Linked DNA regions of Homo sapiens: region 2 is linked to region 1. Evidence: read pairs that join two places in POLR2A ChIA-PET (ENCODE). Cell type or tissue: A673. All regions are shown on one strand. Each heading gives the region's core, and the rest is flanking DNA. Links, peaks and the distances in the headings are about the cores only. Region 1 holds the start of SFN (stratifin). Region 2 has its middle 33 kb from the start of ARID1A.

Region 1 (6,921 bases), core at 2,878-5,377:
CTGCTATCCTGTACCTTTTTTTTTTTTAACCAAAATAAAGATTCCCCTCTTCTTGCCATACCATTGGCTGTCTGGTGGCGCCTTTACTTTGGGGCCCAGGGATGGGACCTGCAGTGGGCGTGTGGAACATATGGCTCCCCCTCGCTCCCAGCTTTCTTCCAGCTGGCCAGTGCTGCTCTGGAGATTTACAAGCACAACGAAGCCAGGAGGGACACAGGAAAAGTGGCTGACATCCTTTTCACTCTGCCCCTCCAGAACTCTTGGTCTCAATTCCAGACACCACCCAGCCTTAGCTGACCTCTGGATTCTGATAGGTCCCAGTGCAGGCTGAGACAGAGGGTTTAACTCCAGTTTGGGACTGCCATACCCATGAACTGAGCCCAGCCCAGGGTAACGATCTCATGGAAACTTCTCTCTCCCCAGTTGCTGCACTACATCAAGATACACACATGTGCATACACTGTACTATGGGCTAAAAAAATAGCTACCGCTACCGTTCAGCAAGGGCTTGCCGAGTCCCGGGCCCATTTTCTCATCTTAACCTGTGAGGAGGATGATGTCAGCCTTTTTACAGATGAGGGAACTGAGACTCAAGGAAGAAACAGGAGCTGCCCAAGGTCACCCAGCTGGCAAAGCAGCAAATCCCAGATCGGAACCTGATCTCTGCCCCGAGCTCTGAGCCATCTGCACTACCCAAGGAATGAATACAGCGGTGGGAGGATGAGATCTTGGAGAAACCCTAAAATTAGAGAATGTCATAGCCAGTAGAGGGCTTAGAGTTGATCTGGGCCAGCCTCCTTGTTTTACTGATGGAGAAATTGAAGCCCAGAGGCAGGAAGGGACCTGCCCAAGGCCTTATAACAGAGCTGGGATGCAGTCCCACACTCTGACCTCATTCCATTCTCTCTCCATAAATTCTGCACTGTCTCTAGACTGGACTGGTTTAGATGTGGGATACTCTAAACAGCAGTGCCTTCAAGAGAAAAAGAATCAGAACTACGAATCACTTAAAAGTAATGTAAGCTACTCTGGGCACACTGCCTATGGGGTCGCCCTGCTCCACAAGGAGCCACAAAAATAATTAAAATAATTTAATATCCCTTCCCAAAGGTAACCAGTAAAGTAAGCTCTTGGCTAGGTAACTGGACTCTTGTTCACAACTAGCCAGTGGGAAAAGGTGCTAGAGCTTCCTCTGGCCACCTGTTTAATTTGATCATTCCAAGACAGAAACATTTCTTAGGAAGTTCTTTCTAGAATCTACCTGGTGTCCCTCCCACTGCTATCAGAGCCCTGTCCTCTGTCCTCAGTGGAGGTAGAGAGCAAATGGTTGCTGCTTTCTTCATCACAACCCTTCAAAGCCTATTATTACCAGCTAAGAAGGATTGGTTGACTATGGGGCCAGAGCCCCTGAGCCTGCTGGTAGAATGGATGCTGTACAGGAGGGTGGGGAGGTAGCAGGCAGAATGAGGAAAGCCCCTTTGAGCTGCAACCCCAGCTCCTGTCCTGCTGACTCAGACAGCTGACTGTGGAGCTCCATGCCCTGCCAGGGCCTGCTGCCTCCTGCCCGTCTGAGCTCCTGAACTTGGGAAATGGAGGCCCAGAGGCAAAGGGAGGTACCTGAGACAGGAACTGAGTCAGGATCAACAGGCCAGAGCGGGCAGGAGGTATCAGGCAGCCTGGCTCCCAGATGCACCCCTGAGCTCCAGCAGGGGAGGAGTAGGAATGAAGGGGCTTCCTTGCCCTTGCTCATGGCTATGCGGAGGGCGTGAACCACCACCAGGTCCTCTGGCTTAAGTGGCGGGAAGCAAATGGTCCCTCCCTGGACTCAGGCTCCAAAGTTCCTGGGCCTGCCTTCCAGGTTCCCAGTGTCCTGGGATCTCCAGCTTTCCCCAGGACTTGGGGAAGCCCCGGCTGGATGACTAGTACAAATGAAGGCCCCTGAGGTTCCAGGACCTGCTGAGGTCACAGGAATATCCTAGATCAAGCTTGTCCAACCCACGGCCCACAGGCTGCATGTGGCCCAGAATGGCTTTGAATGCAGCCCAACACAAATTAGTAAACTTTCTTAAAACATTATGAGATTTTTTTGCAAATTTTTTTTTTTTTTTAGCTCATCAGTTATTGGTAGTGTTGGTATATTTTATGTGTGGCCCAAGACAATTCTTCCAATGTGGCCCAGGGAAGCCAAAAGATTGGACACGCCTGTCCTAGATGGAGAGGAAGGAGGCAGTGCTGAGCACATCTGGCCATTCATCCATCTGGAGAGAGAAGGCTATGGGCAAACTGCTTCCTCTCCCCTGTAGACACCCAGCTGGGAAGGTCTGGCCTTTGGCTAAGTCCTGGCTTGGGGTCCTTCCTCATTTCACAGAACCTAACTCTATGTTAGTGCTTTGTGAGTATATGTTGATCATAATAAAGTTGACGGGATTTTTTCACATGATAATAATAGTTGTCATCTGGCCGGGCATGGTGGCTTATGCCTATAATTTCAGCACTTTGGAAGGCTGAGGCAGGTGGATCACTTGAGGTCAGCTGTTCGAGACCAGCCTGGCCAACATGGTGAAACCACATCTCTACTTAAAAAAAAAAAAAATACAAAAATTAGCTGGGTGTGGTGGTGCACCCTTGTAATCCCAGCTACTCGGGAGGCTGAGGCAGGAGAATCACTTGAACCCAGGAGGTGGAGGTTGCAGTGAGCTGAGATTGTGCCACTACACTCCAGCCTGGGTGACAAGAGCGAAACTCCGTCTCAAAAAAAAGAAAATAATAATAATAATAGTTGCCATCCATTCTACTGTGCTTTCCATTAACTCGTGTAATCCTCACAAGTCCCATTTTATAGTTACAGGAACTGAGGCTCACAGAGCTTAAATCACTTGGCCAAGGCCACAAACAGCTATAAGAATTACATTTAGGCAGTCTGATTCCAAAGATACTAGTCTATTCTGTATCTCATAGACAAACAATACATATTCACTTTTTTGTTGTTGTTTTGTTTTGAGACGGAGTCTTGCTCTGTCACCCAGGCTGGAGTGCAGTGGCGCCATCTCGGCTCACTGCAAGCTCCGCCTCCCGGGTTCAAGCGATTCTCCTGCCTCAGCCTCCCGAGTAGCTGGGACTACAGGCATGTGCCACCATGCCCGGCTAATTTTTTGTATTTTTAGTAGAGACAGGGTTTTCCTGGGTTAGCCAGAATGGTCTCGATCTCCTGACCTTGTGATCCACCCACCTCAGCCTCCCAAAGTGCTGAGATGACAGGCGTGAGCCACCGCGTCCGACCTATATTCACTATTTATAAATTGGAGAGAATAAGAAAATCAAAAGGGCCAGGTGTAGTGACTCACACCTGTAATCCCAGCACTTTGGGAAGCCAAGGCAGGAGGATTGCTTGAACCCAGAAGTTCGAGACCAGCCTGGGCAACATGGTGAGACCCTGTCTCTACAAAAAAATACAAAAATTAGCTGGGCGTTGTGGTGAGCACCTTATTCTTAGGAAGCTGAGGCAGGAGGATCACCTGAGGCCAAGGAGGTTGAGACTGCAGTGAGCTGTGATCATACCACTGTACTTCAGCCTGGACATCAGAGTAAGACCCTATCTCTAAAAAGGAAATTGAGAAGAAAGAAAATCAAAGGGAAGCAAAATCACTCACTCTCACTACCTCAAGATACCCTCTAGAAGTTGGTATTTTAGTGTGGTTCCTATTGTTTTCTGTGTCAGTTCTCTGATTTGAGCAAAATCTTTGGGACGTCAAACTTAAAATCCCCTTTACTTCCTTGGAAACCCTGTAGCATTAGCCCAGACATGTCCCTACTCCTCCTTGTGGCAAAGAGAAGGATCTCGTCTTTGGTCCCCAGAGTTCTGGCCTAAGCCTCCCTCCAGGAGGGAAGATGAGTGTTCAGACACTCAGAGTAGCTGGGGGAGACACAGGCCTGTGAAATTATCCTGGCTCAACTATTAGGTCGGCAGAATCCCAGTGAAGGGAGCCCTACCTCTGAGCCCCATCTAAGCTTTGGCTATGGGTGGGGCAGATAAGCAGGAATCCATCCCTATAGGCTCAATGCCAACACCCTTAGGTGAAACTCTTGATGAAACTTGAGGCCAGGGCTCCGGCAAGCAGGGAAAGAACGTTGGCAACAGAGGTCTCCATCTCTGAGGACTCTGCCAGGGGTCAGAGATGGGGCAATGGTCAAAAGGAAGGAACAGGCCAGGCACAGTGGCTCATGCCCATAATCCCAGCACTTTGGGAGGCTGAGGCAGGAGGATCGCTTGAGCCCAGGAGTTTGAGACCTGCCTGGGCAATGTAGTGAGATCTGCTCTCTATTTAAAAAAAAAAAAAAGGAAAGAACAAGTAAACTTCTGAGAAACAGGCTGGGGGAGGCATCACGTAGCTGGAATTGCTGCCCCATAAAACAGAATGGTATGTGTCACTGCCACCTCCCTTTCTCAGTCCTCTCTCTCCCCAGGTTGCTAGCGTCCCCCCTGGGGGATCAAACTGGACTGCTTCCCAGCCTCAGACAGAGAGCAGTCTGAGTCAGGCAGGAAAGTGGGACAGCCGGGGAGCTGGACCCCACCCTCTGTGAGCCCCGCTGGTACCTGATGGCATGTGGCTTGGAGAGGGCAGGTGACCTGGCGTGGAGGGCCAGAGGGTAAATCCTCAAACAAGTGGCAACAGGCCACCAACTTGAAAGGGAAAATTGTGTAGTGATGGGAAATGTGTCCAACAAACCTACTGGGTGACTAATTACAAAGGCTGGGCTGGAGCTTCAGAGGCTGCTTGTTAAACACTTCATTAAGCGGCACTCTGAAAGCTGCCACCTGCGCATTCTGGGAGCTCAGAGGGGACCCTGAGGGGGAATGAGGCCTGGAGGATGGAACCATCTTCAGGTAGACTGAGAAGGAGCCTGGATCTCACTTCCAAACACAGTCTGGAGCTCATAGGTCAGAGGCCTCAATGGGAGAAAAGCTAAAGGAAGAGGGTGCAGAAAGGAGTTTCAGGGAATTGGTGGCTATGTGACTTTGAGCAAATCTCACCCCTCTCTGAGACTTAGTGTTCCCATCTCTATGGTCCTGTGTGTGTCACAGAGACATGGTGGGGATTAAATTCGATCGTGAATATGAAAGTGCTTGGGAAACTCCATGGCCCTACCTAAACATGAGTTATCCTCACCTGAACCAAGGGGGGAAGTTACCTGGCAGGATTAGGAACCCCATCCTCCTGAACCTTTATGGGCTCTGTCGAGGCTGAAGCAGCCAGGGGCTAAAGCCGTCCTTAGCCCCTGGAAGGGCACTGTGAAAGTGGATCTGATTTGAGAAGCCGTTTCCTGATGTGGGCAGCCATGTGATGCCAGCCCCGAACAAGAGGGGGCAGCCTGGAGCCTGGAAAGGTGCCAGTGCAGGTGGGGCCCACGCCCAGATTTCTCCTGCTGACTGTTCTGATGATTCACCCCCACATCCCAGCCTTTTTACCTTTACTGCAGAGCCGGAAAGGGTGTGGGGAAGAGAGGAGAGGGAGGCAGGTCTTGGGCCCTGGTCCCGCCCCCTGCTCCTCCCCACCCTTCTCTGGGCCTGGCCACCCAGCCAAAAGGCAGGCCAAGAGCAGGAGAGACACAGAGTCCGGCATTGGTCCCAGGCAGCAGTTAGCCCGCCGCCCGCCTGTGTGTCCCCAGAGCCATGGAGAGAGCCAGTCTGATCCAGAAGGCCAAGCTGGCAGAGCAGGCCGAACGCTATGAGGACATGGCAGCCTTCATGAAAGGCGCCGTGGAGAAGGGCGAGGAGCTCTCCTGCGAAGAGCGAAACCTGCTCTCAGTAGCCTATAAGAACGTGGTGGGCGGCCAGAGGGCTGCCTGGAGGGTGCTGTCCAGTATTGAGCAGAAAAGCAACGAGGAGGGCTCGGAGGAGAAGGGGCCCGAGGTGCGTGAGTACCGGGAGAAGGTGGAGACTGAGCTCCAGGGCGTGTGCGACACCGTGCTGGGCCTGCTGGACAGCCACCTCATCAAGGAGGCCGGGGACGCCGAGAGCCGGGTCTTCTACCTGAAGATGAAGGGTGACTACTACCGCTACCTGGCCGAGGTGGCCACCGGTGACGACAAGAAGCGCATCATTGACTCAGCCCGGTCAGCCTACCAGGAGGCCATGGACATCAGCAAGAAGGAGATGCCGCCCACCAACCCCATCCGCCTGGGCCTGGCCCTGAACTTTTCCGTCTTCCACTACGAGATCGCCAACAGCCCCGAGGAGGCCATCTCTCTGGCCAAGACCACTTTCGACGAGGCCATGGCTGATCTGCACACCCTCAGCGAGGACTCCTACAAAGACAGCACCCTCATCATGCAGCTGCTGCGAGACAACCTGACACTGTGGACGGCCGACAACGCCGGGGAAGAGGGGGGCGAGGCTCCCCAGGAGCCCCAGAGCTGAGTGTTGCCCGCCACCGCCCCGCCCTGCCCCCTCCAGTCCCCCACCCTGCCGAGAGGACTAGTATGGGGTGGGAGGCCCCACCCTTCTCCCCTAGGCGCTGTTCTTGCTCCAAAGGGCTCCGTGGAGAGGGACTGGCAGAGCTGAGGCCACCTGGGGCTGGGGATCCCACTCTTCTTGCAGCTGTTGAGCGCACCTAACCACTGGTCATGCCCCCACCCCTGCTCTCCGCACCCGCTTCCTCCCGACCCCAGGACCAGGCTACTTCTCCCCTCCTCTTGCCTCCCTCCTGCCCCTGCTGCCTCTGATCGTAGGAATTGAGGAGTGTCCCGCCTTGTGGCTGAGAACTGGACAGTGGCAGGGGCTGGAGATGGGTGTGTGTGTGTGTGTGTGTGTGTGTGTGTGTGTGCGCGCGCGCCAGTGCAAGACCGAGATTGAGGGAAAGCATGTCTGCTGGGTGTGACCATGTTTCCTCTCAATAAAGTTCCCCTGTGACACTCCTCCTG
Region 2 (9,852 bases), core at 4,020-6,519, 200 kb before region 1:
ATTGTACTCCAGCCTGGACAACAGAGAAAGACTCCCTCTCAGAAAAAAAAAAAAAAAAAAATTAGCCTGGTGTGGTGGCGCATGCCTGTAATCCCAGCTACTCTGGAGGCTGAGGCCTGCGAATCGCTTGAACCTAGGAGGGGGAGGCTGCAGTGAGCCAAGATTGCACCACTGCACTCCAGCCTGGGCAACAGAGTGAGACTCAATCTTAAAAATAAATAAATATGAGGTGGATCATGCCTGTAATCCTAGCACTTTGGGAGGCTGAGGTGGGTGGATCACCTGAGGTCAGGAATTTGAGACTAGCCTGGCCAACATGGTGAAACCCCGTCTCTACTAAAAATACAAAAATTAGCCAGGCGTGGTGGCACACGCGCATGTGCACCCGTAGTCCCAGCTACTTGGGAGGCTGAGGCAGAAGAATTACTTGAACCTGAGAGACAGCAGTTGTGGTGAGCCAAGATCACACCATTGCACTCCAGCTTCGTGACAGAGCAAGACTCTATCTCAAAAATAAAAATTAAAATATAAATAAATAAAAATAAAAAAGGAATGAAAATTTGATACATGTTACAATATGATGAACCTTGAAAACATTATACTAAGTGAAATAAGCCAGATGCAAAAGGAAAAACACATGATTCCACTTATGTGAGGTACCTAGAATTGTCAGATTCACAGAGACAAAAGACAGAATACTAGTTACCAGGGGCTGGGGGTAAGGGAATTAGTAGTTTTATTTTTTATTTTTTTCTGAGACAAGGTCTCACTCTGTTGCCCAGGCTGGACTGCAGTGACGTGATCACAGCTCACTGCAGCCTCGACCTCCTAGGTTCAGGTGATCCTCCCACCTCAGCCTCCCAGGTAGCTGGGACTATAAGCATGCACTACGATGCCCAATTAATTTTGTGTGTGTGTGTGTGTTTTTAGTAGAGATGAGATTTTGCCAAGTTTCCCAGGCTGATCTCAAACTCCTGGTTTCAAACAATCCTTCTGCCTCAACCTCTCGAAGTGCTGGGAATACAATCATGAGCCACCACACCCGGCCAGAAGAATTATTGTTTAATGGGTATAGAGTTTAAGTTTTGGTGACAAAAATGTTCTGGAGATGGGTAATGGTGATGGTTGCCACTGAATTGTACAATCAAAAAGGGTTAAAACTGGCCGGGCGTGATGGCTCACGCCTGTAATCCCAGCACTTTGGGAGGCCGGGGGGGGGTGGATCACTTGAGGTCAGGAGTTCGAGACCAGCCTGACCAGTGTGGTGAAACCCCATCTCTACTAAAAATACAAAAAATTAGCCAGGCATGGTGGCGCATGCCTGTAATCCCAGCTATTTGGGAGGCTGAGGCAGGAGAATCTCTTGAACCCAGGAGGCAGAGGTTGCAGTGAGCCAAGATCGAGCCATTGCATTCCAGCCTGGGCAACAAGAGTGAAACTCCGTTTCAAAAAAAAAAAAAAATGGGGGCAGGGGGAGGCTGAGGCAGGGGAATCACATTAACCTGGGAGGCGGAGGTTGCGGTGAGCCGAGATGGCGCCACTGCACTCCAGCCTGGCGACAGAGCGAGACTGCATCTCAAAAAAAAAGGGGGGAGGTTAAAATGATAAATTTAAAATGTTATAAACGTTTTTGATTTTTGTTTTTGAGACAGTCTCGCTCTGTTGCCCAGGGGGCAGTGGAACGGCATGATCTCAGCTCACTGCAACCTCTGCCTCCCGGGGTTCAAGCGATTCTCCCTGCCTCAGCCTCCCAAGTAGCTGGGATTACAGGCGCCTGTCACTACACCCGGCTAATTTTTGTATTTTTAGTAGAGATGGGGTTTTGCCATGTTGGTCAGGCTGGTCTCAAACTCCTGATCTCAGGTGATGCACCTACCTCGGCCTCCCAAAGTGTTGGGAATGCAGGCGTGAGCCACCGTGGCCAGCCCTTTATTTTATTTTTGAGATGGAGTCTCGCTCTGTCACCCAGGCTGGAGTGCAGTGGCACGATCTCAGGTCACTTCCACCTCTGCCTCCTGGGTTCAAGTGATTCTCCTGCCTCAGCCTCCCCAGTAGCTGGGACTACAGGCATGCGCCACCACACCCAGCTAATTTTTGTATTTGCAGTACGGACGGGGTTTCACCATGTTGGCCTGGCTGGTTTTGAACTCCTGATCTCAAGTGATCTGCCTGCCTCAGCCTCCCAAAGTGCTGGGATTACAGGCGTGAGCCACCACATCCGACTTTTATTTTATTTTTGAGATAGGGTCTTCCTCTGTCTTTCAGGCTGGAGTGCAGTGGCATGATCTCAGCTCCCTGCAACCTCTGCCTCCTGGACTCAGGCCATCCTCCCACCTCAGCCTCCCAAGTAGCTGGGACTACAGGGGTACACCATCATATCCAGCTAATTTTTAAGTTTTTTGTAGAGACAGGCTTTCCACCATGTTGCCCAGGCTGGTTTCGAACTCCTGCGCTGAAGCGATTTGCCCACCTTGGCCTCCCAAAGTGCTGAGATTACAGGTGTGAACTACCATGCCTAGCCAAAAGTATTTTGTATTTTCATGATTACTAGTGAAGTTGCGCATCTGATTTTTGACATTTTCTATTTCATCTTTTATAAATTGCCTGCTGTTATTCATTGTCCATTTTTCTCTGCTGGATTGTTTATCTTTTTGTTATTAATTTATAGGAGTTCCTTTTACATTCATAGTATTTGTCTTTTGTCTACAAATATTGCCTTTCATTTGATTTAGTTTACGTTGTCTTTTGATACGCACAAATTTCACAGAATGGCTGCCAGAGTCCTACTGCTGCTACCAGGTGAATTTAGTATGGTGGTAGGTAGAAGGAGTTTCCAGAAAACAGGATGCTGGACAGAAAACCTAATGGGTGCCTACTATATAAACTTTAGTAAAGATGTTACCTTTCTAGCAATGAACTGCAAGGAAATGTCAGAGACACCAGTTATGGGTGCTGTTAGCTATCTGAGTCATGGTGTTCTTGTCACCATTCACTCATTTATTCCTCCAATCATGTATTTATTTATTTATTCAGCAAATATTTATTAAATATTTATTATTATGTAGGGCATAACATACTAAGCACTGTATTGTAACTAGACAACTGAGACATGGGCTCTCCTTTTGACAGGTTCAGTGTCTATTTAGGGAGGTAGAAATACTAAATTATCAATAATAGCAAAAAGATGAGTACCACACTAGAAAGATAATGGTGCTTCAGGCTAGAAAGCTGTAGACATAACAAGTGAATCACCAGGTGCAGTGCCTCACGCCTGTAATCCCAACATTTTGGGAGGCCGAGGAGGGCAGATCACTTGAGGCCAGAAGTTCGAGACCAGCCTGGCCAACATGGTGAAACCCCATCTCTACCAAAAATGCAAAAATTAGCTGGGCATGGTGGCGCATGCCTGTAATCCCAGCTACTTGGGAGGCTGAGGCAGGAGAATCACTTGAACCCAGGAGGCGGGTTGCAGTGAGCTGAGATCACACCACTGCACTCTAGCCTAGCCGACAGAGCGAGACTCCCATCCCCCCCCACCAAAAAAAAAGTGAATGGATTTAAGCTATATTTTTAAAGCAAAACTGAACGAACTTGCTGATGATTTGATATAGGTATCAAAGAAGCATTGAAGGTGATTCCTAGGATCTTGACTCAAGCAACTTTGAATATTCAGAAGAGCCTTTTACTGAGCTAGAGAAGACTGAGATTAAGATAGAGGTTCCAGGAAGAAAAATCAAAAGTTCTGTTTTAGATATATTAAGTAGTTTGAGATGCCTACTAGATATGTCAGTGATTCGTCATGTGTATTTAATATATGAGACTAGGAGCTCAAGGAAAAGAGGTAAGGCTGGATTATAAATTAGGTAGTCAATGGAAGATAGATGGTATTTAAAGTATGGGGCTGGATGGAATCACCTAGGGCAAACTATGGATAGAGTAGAAAAGAGCAAAAGGTAGAGTGAATGTTTAGAAGTTAGGTCAAGGAAGAAGAGGATCCAACCAAGATGACTGAGGGTGGCCAAGGAGGCAAGAAGAACACCAGAAGAATGGTGCCCTAGAAGGTGAGAACGAAATTATTTTGGCTGGGCGCAGTGGCTCATGCCTGTAATCCCAGCACTTTGGGAGGCTGAGGAGGGAGGATTGCTTGAGTTCAGGAGTTAGAGACCAGCCTAGGCAACATGGCAAAACTCCATCTCTCCAAAAATTAATAATAAAAAATAGCCGGGGATGATGGCCTGCACCTGTAGTCCCAGCTACTCGGGAGGCTGAGGTGGGAGGATCGGTTGAGCCCAGAGCCTGACGTTGCAGTGAATTGCACCACTGCCCTCCAGCCTGGGTGACAGAGTGAGACATTGTATCTAAAAAATACCAGAAAGAAAGAAGTTATTTCAAGGGGAGAGTAGTCAACAGGGTTGAATACTGTTTTTGTTTTGTTATTTATTTATTTAGACACAGGGCCTCACTCTGTTGCCCAGGTTGGAGTGCAGTGGCACTATCACAGTTCACTGGAACCTCGACTTCTGAAGCTCAAGCAATCCTCCCACCTCAGCCTCCCAAGTAGCTGGGACTATAGGTGCACACCACTATGACCGGCTAATTGTTAAATTTTTTGTAGAGACCGGGGGGTTTCGCCATGTTGCCCATGCTGGTCTCCAGCTCCTGGGCTCAAATGATCTGCCTGCCTTGGCCTCCCAAAGTGTTGGGATTATAGGCGTAAGCCACCATGCCCAGCCAAAAACAAGTTTTTGAATAGATTATATCACATGGTACAAAATTTTAAAGATACCAAAGGATATACAGTGAAAAGTCTCACTGACACACCTTTCCTTCAGCCACAGTGTTTTTCTCCCTGAATTCAATATTTCTAGGCTCTTATGAATCCTTCTGGAAATATTCTCTGTATATACAAGCAATTGTGTGTGTGTTCTTCTACCTTCCTTCTTTCTAAACAAATACACAAATGGCAACTCATTGTACACACTGTTTCTGTCCCTTGCTTTTCTACTTATCTATCTATCTTGGAGATTGTTCCATATATTTATATAGAAAGGTCTTTCACTTTCTTTTTTTTTTTTTTGAAGTTTTTTTCTTTTTTTTTTTCTGCTTCGCTGATTCTCTGAATTGCTTTATTTATGGCTCCATTGTATTGTTACACCTTAATTTATTTATTCAATCCCTTAGTGACTCCTATTGATGAATATTTAGGTTGTTTCCAATCTTTTGCTATTACAAGTAAAGGTGCAATGAATAATTTTTTACATAGAGTATTTCATATGTGTGGCAATGTATTTGTAGGATAAAATTACTTAGAAGAACTGCTGAGTCAAAGGGTAAGTACATTTGCGACTTTGATAGATAAGGTGCCAAAATGCTTCTATGGGGCCGGGTGCGGTGGCTCATGCCTGTAATCCCAGCATTTTGGGAGGCCAAAGCGGGTGAGTCACCTGGGTTCGGGAGTTTGAGAACAGCCTGGCCAAAATGGTGAAACCCTGTCTGCACCAAAAAATACAAAAATTAGTTGGGCATGGTGGCATGCACCTGTAGTGCCAGCTACTAGGGGGGCTGAGGTGGGCAGAATCTCTTAAACCTGAGAGATGGAGGTTGCAGTGAGCCAAGATTGTGTCACTGCACTTCAGCCTGGGTGACAGAGCAAGATTCCATCTCAAAAAAAAAAAAAAAGCTTCTGTGGAATTTGTACCAATGTCTCTCCCACCAGCAATGATGAGAAGGCCTGCTTCCCTATATAGTGTGTTATCAATTTTTTATCTTTTTTTTGAGATGAGTCTCGCACTCTCGCCCAGGCTGGAGTGCAGTGGCGCCATCTCTGCTCACTGCAAGCTCTGCCACCAGGGTTCACACCATTCTCCTGCCCTCAGCCTCCTGAGTAGCTGGGACTGCAGGCACCCGCCACCACGCCCGGCTATTTTTTTGTATTTTTAGTAGAGATGGGGTTTCACCGTGTTAGACAGGATGGTCTCAATCTCCTGACCTAGTGATCCGCCCATCTCAGCCTCCCAAAGTGCTGGGGTTACAGGCATGATCCACTGCGTATTTATTTATTTTTAAGATGGAGTCTCACTCTGTCGCCCAGGCTGGAGTGCAGTGGTGCAATCTTGGCTCACTGCAACCTCCCCCTCCTAGGTTCAAGCGATTCTCAGGCCTCAGTTTTTTATCTTTGCCAATCTGATAAGTGAAAAATGGTCTTTTGGTGTACTTATTTAATTTTAATTTCTTTTGAGTGAAGTTGAACATATTTCCAAAACTTTAAAAGCTATTTGTATTCCTTTTTCTTTGAATTGTCTCTTCCTACCCTTTGCTAATTTTTCTTTTCTTTTTCTTTTTCCTTTTTTTTTTTTTTTTTTTTGACAGAGTCTCGCTCTGTTGCCAAGGCTGGAGTACAGTGGCATGATCTCGGTTCACTGCAACCTCTGCCTCCTGGGTTCAAGCAATTGTCCTGCCTCAGCCTCTCGAGTAGATGGGATTAATAGGTGTGCGCCACCACGCCCGGCTAATTTTTGTATTTTTAGTAGAGATGGGGTTCACCACGTTGGCCAGGCTGGTCTCGGAACTCCTGGCCTCAAGTAATCCGCCCTCCTCAGCCTCCCGAAGTGCTAGGATTATAGGCATGAGCCACCGCGCCTGGCCCCTTTGCTCATTTTTCTAATGAATTGTTGGTCTTTTTCTTATTGATTTGTAGCTCTTTGGCCAGGCTGTAGTGCAGTGGTGTGATCTCAGCTCACTGCAACCTCTGCCTGCTGGGCTCAAGCAATCCTCCCACCTCAGCTTCCAGAGTAGCTGCGACTACAAGGGCGTGCCACTGTGCCCAGCTAATGTGTGTGTGTGTGTGTGTGTGTGTGTGTGTGTGTGTGTGTGTGTGTGTGTGTTTTGTAGAGACAGGGGGGTTTCACCATGTTGCCCAGGCTGGTCTCCAGCTCCTGGGCTCAAGCGATCCGCCCACCTCGGCCTCTCAAAGTGCTGGGATTGCAGGCGTGAGCCACTGAGCCCAGCCTATAGGAGCTCTTAATATATTAGGCACATTATCCCTCTGTCATGTGAGTTGTGAGTGTCTTTTCATTTTGTTAATGGTGATTGTTTTTTCCTGCAGAAATTTTTTATTCTTGTATAGTTGAATTTATCCAAGTTTTGTGTCAAACTTTAAAAACCACCTCCACTCGAAAGTTACTTTTCTTCCCTTAATTTCCCAGAAGAGTTTTTTAAGTATTGGGAAAGAGAAACTAGAACATGCTTGTATATTTTCAATAGAAAGGAAGAAATTGATGAATCAGGAGAGATTTGGGAAATTTTCAGCTGCAAAGCCCATGACTAGGCTAGAGGGGATGGGAAACAGAGCCCAGATGGAATGATTGGCTTTGGAACAGCCTCACTTCTCCCCTTGTCACAGGAGGGAAGACAGGATATGGGTTCTGATGCAGGTAGGTTGGGGGATTTGGTGGTGAGAGGATGACAAAGTTCCTATCTGCTTGCCTATGTTTTCCCAATGACGTAAAAGGCAAATTCGTTAGCTGAGAGAGCAGAGCAGGAAAAAGCTGTTAAGGTTTGAGGAGAGATGGAGTTTAGAGGTTTAGAGGCCAGGTTGATTAGCAATTCTAACTTCATTTTCCCCCCTTGAAACAAAAGAAAATTTATTTAAAGTTTTTATCAGTATAATGATTTGATCTGATGGAATGACTCTGTTTCCCTTTGAAAACTTCTTTCTTCTTAAGGAATGGTTCATATGGTTATATTTTTCTTTTCTTTTTTTTTCGAGATGGAGTCTTGCTCTATCGCCCAGATTGGAATGCAATGGCATGATCTCAGCTCACTGCAACCTCCGCCTCCCGGGTTCAAGTGATTCTTGTGCCTCAGCCCCCTGAGTAGCTGGGATTACAGGTGTGCCCCACCACACCTGGCTAATTTTTTGTTGTTGTTGTTTTGTTTTTGAGACGCAGTCTCATTCTGTTTCCCAGGCTAGAGTGCAGTGGCACGATTTCGGCTCACTAAAACCTCTGCCTCCCGGGTTCAAGCGATTGTCCTGCCTTAGCCTCCTGAGTAGCTGGGATTACAGGCTCGTGCCACCACACCCAGCTAATATTTGTATTTTTAGTAGAGACAGGGTTTCTCCATGTTGGTCAGACTGGTCTCAAACTCCCGATCTCTGGTGTTCTGCCTGCCTCGGCCTCCCAAAGTATTGGGATTACAGGTGTGAGCCGCTGTACCCGGCCCACACCTGGCTAATTTTTGTAATTTTATTAGAGAAAGGGTTTCACCATGTTGGCCAGGCTGGTCTCGAGCTCCTGGCCTCATGTGATCTGCCGGCCTCGGCTTCCCAAAGTACTGGGATTACAGGTGTGAGCCACTGTGCCCAACCATCATATGGTTATATTTTTCTGACAGTATAAATGACTTGGCCTCAATGTGCTATACCTGGGCTCCTAGCAGGGTGAGCTTGTTTTCAAGAAGTGTTTGGGTTCATTCTTTTTTTTTTTTTGAGATGGAGTCTCGCTCTGTTGCCCAGGCTGGAGTGTAATGGCATGATCTCGGCTCACTGCAACTTCTGACCCCCAGGGTTCAAGTGATTCTTGTGCCTCAGCCTCCCAAGTAGGTGAAATTAACAGCGCCCACCACCATGCCCAGCGAATTTTTTTGTATTTTCAGTTGAGACAGGGTTTCACCATGTTGGCCAGGCTGGTTTCGAACTCCTGACCCAAAGTGATACACCCACCTTGGCCTCGCAAAGTGCTAGGATTACAGATGTGAGCCACCGCGCCTGGCCTGGGTTCACTCTTTGGATGACAATTGAAAGCTTCTCCATAAATAATTCATTTTCTTTTTTTCCTTTTTTTTTTTTAATGGAGTCTCACTTTGTCACCCAGGCTGGAGTGCAGTGGCGCGATCTCAGCTCACTGCAACCTCCGCATCCCGGGTTCAAGCAATTCTCCTGCCTCAGCCTCCCGAGTAGCTGGGATTACAGGCGTGTGCCACCACGCCCAGCTAATTTTTGTATTTTTAACAGAGACAGGGTTTAGCCATGATGGCCAGGATGGTCTCAATCTCTTGACCTCGTGTTCCACCCACCTCCACTTCCCAAAGTGCTGGGATTACAGTCGTGAGCCACGGTGCCCAGCCAAATAATTCATTTTCTACACTTACCACACAGATGCTAAAAGCTCAACAACTTGAGTTTGAGTTATTTGCCTTCTCTTTGTTCACTTCGCATTTATATTATATGTCCCTAAAGAGAGAATTTGATTGGATTGATTTGCCATTACTTGACATTGAGTGCTGCTTTTGAACAGCTATTTTTTGAAGTTCAAAATATCCTATTGCCTCAATGGCAGTAGGTAGCTTGCATATAGTGGCCTTTGACTTATGTTTAAGCTACTGGTTAATCAGCTGTGATAGCTGGGTTTGTTTCATTCAAAACAGGTCATATGAGTCATCGCACTTGAGCAAGAACAGCATCTCACTTTACCTAGAAGGGGGCCATGTACATGGCAAGCCCAGTTGGCTGCATGGACTTCATTCAGCTGTTCTGGAAAAGTGTTCATATCCTTTGTCTCAGTAATTCTACATCTGGCAATCTAACCTAAGGAAGTAATCTTTAGGAGACAGTATAGTAGAGTGGTTAAGAACATACATGTTTGGGCTGGGTACGTCCCCACCCCCCCCCAAAAAAAAAGAAAAAAAGAACATACATCCTTTGGAGTCAGACGTATTTAGAATCGAATCCCAAATGGAAATGTAAAATAAGTCACTTCTAGAGTTTTATTTCTCTGCTCCTCAAGTCATTGCTATGCAATTTTTTTTTTTTTTTTTTGAGACTCAAAGTGAGTCTCACTTTGTCCCCCAGGC

What was found. Peaks named below come from ENCODE experiments on the same cell type or tissue, not always from the same donor. Only the 100,000 strongest peaks of a DNase experiment are listed, where the experiment ranks them.
Region 2: POLR2A ChIA-PET joins it to region 1 with 9 read pairs; 2 of 35 experiments call an interaction of 5 or more read pairs at or near these places.

The regions. Positions count from the first base shown.
Region 1 is chr1:26,857,542-26,864,462 of GRCh38, forward strand. ZDHHC18 (zDHHC palmitoyltransferase 18) reads left to right here. Exons shown (of 8, transcript NM_032283.3): 8 at 1-63. It overlaps SFN (stratifin), which reads left to right and starts at 5,608. Exons shown (of 1, transcript NM_006142.5): 1 at 5,608-6,915. The coding sequence starts at 5,672. The coding sequence ends at 6,418. RefSeq lists a silencer at 5,274-5,423 and an enhancer at 5,293-6,172. In A673, for the core only: CTCF peaks have their summits at 3,837 and 5,355 (motif pointing right); a DNase peak (open chromatin) is centred at 3,830.
Region 2 is chr1:26,657,617-26,667,468 of GRCh38, forward strand. No RefSeq gene overlaps it. Among named protein-coding and RNA genes, the nearest start is that of ARID1A, 33 kb to the right of the region's middle. In A673, for the core only: no CTCF peak of the experiment used is centred there; no DNase peak of the experiment used is centred there.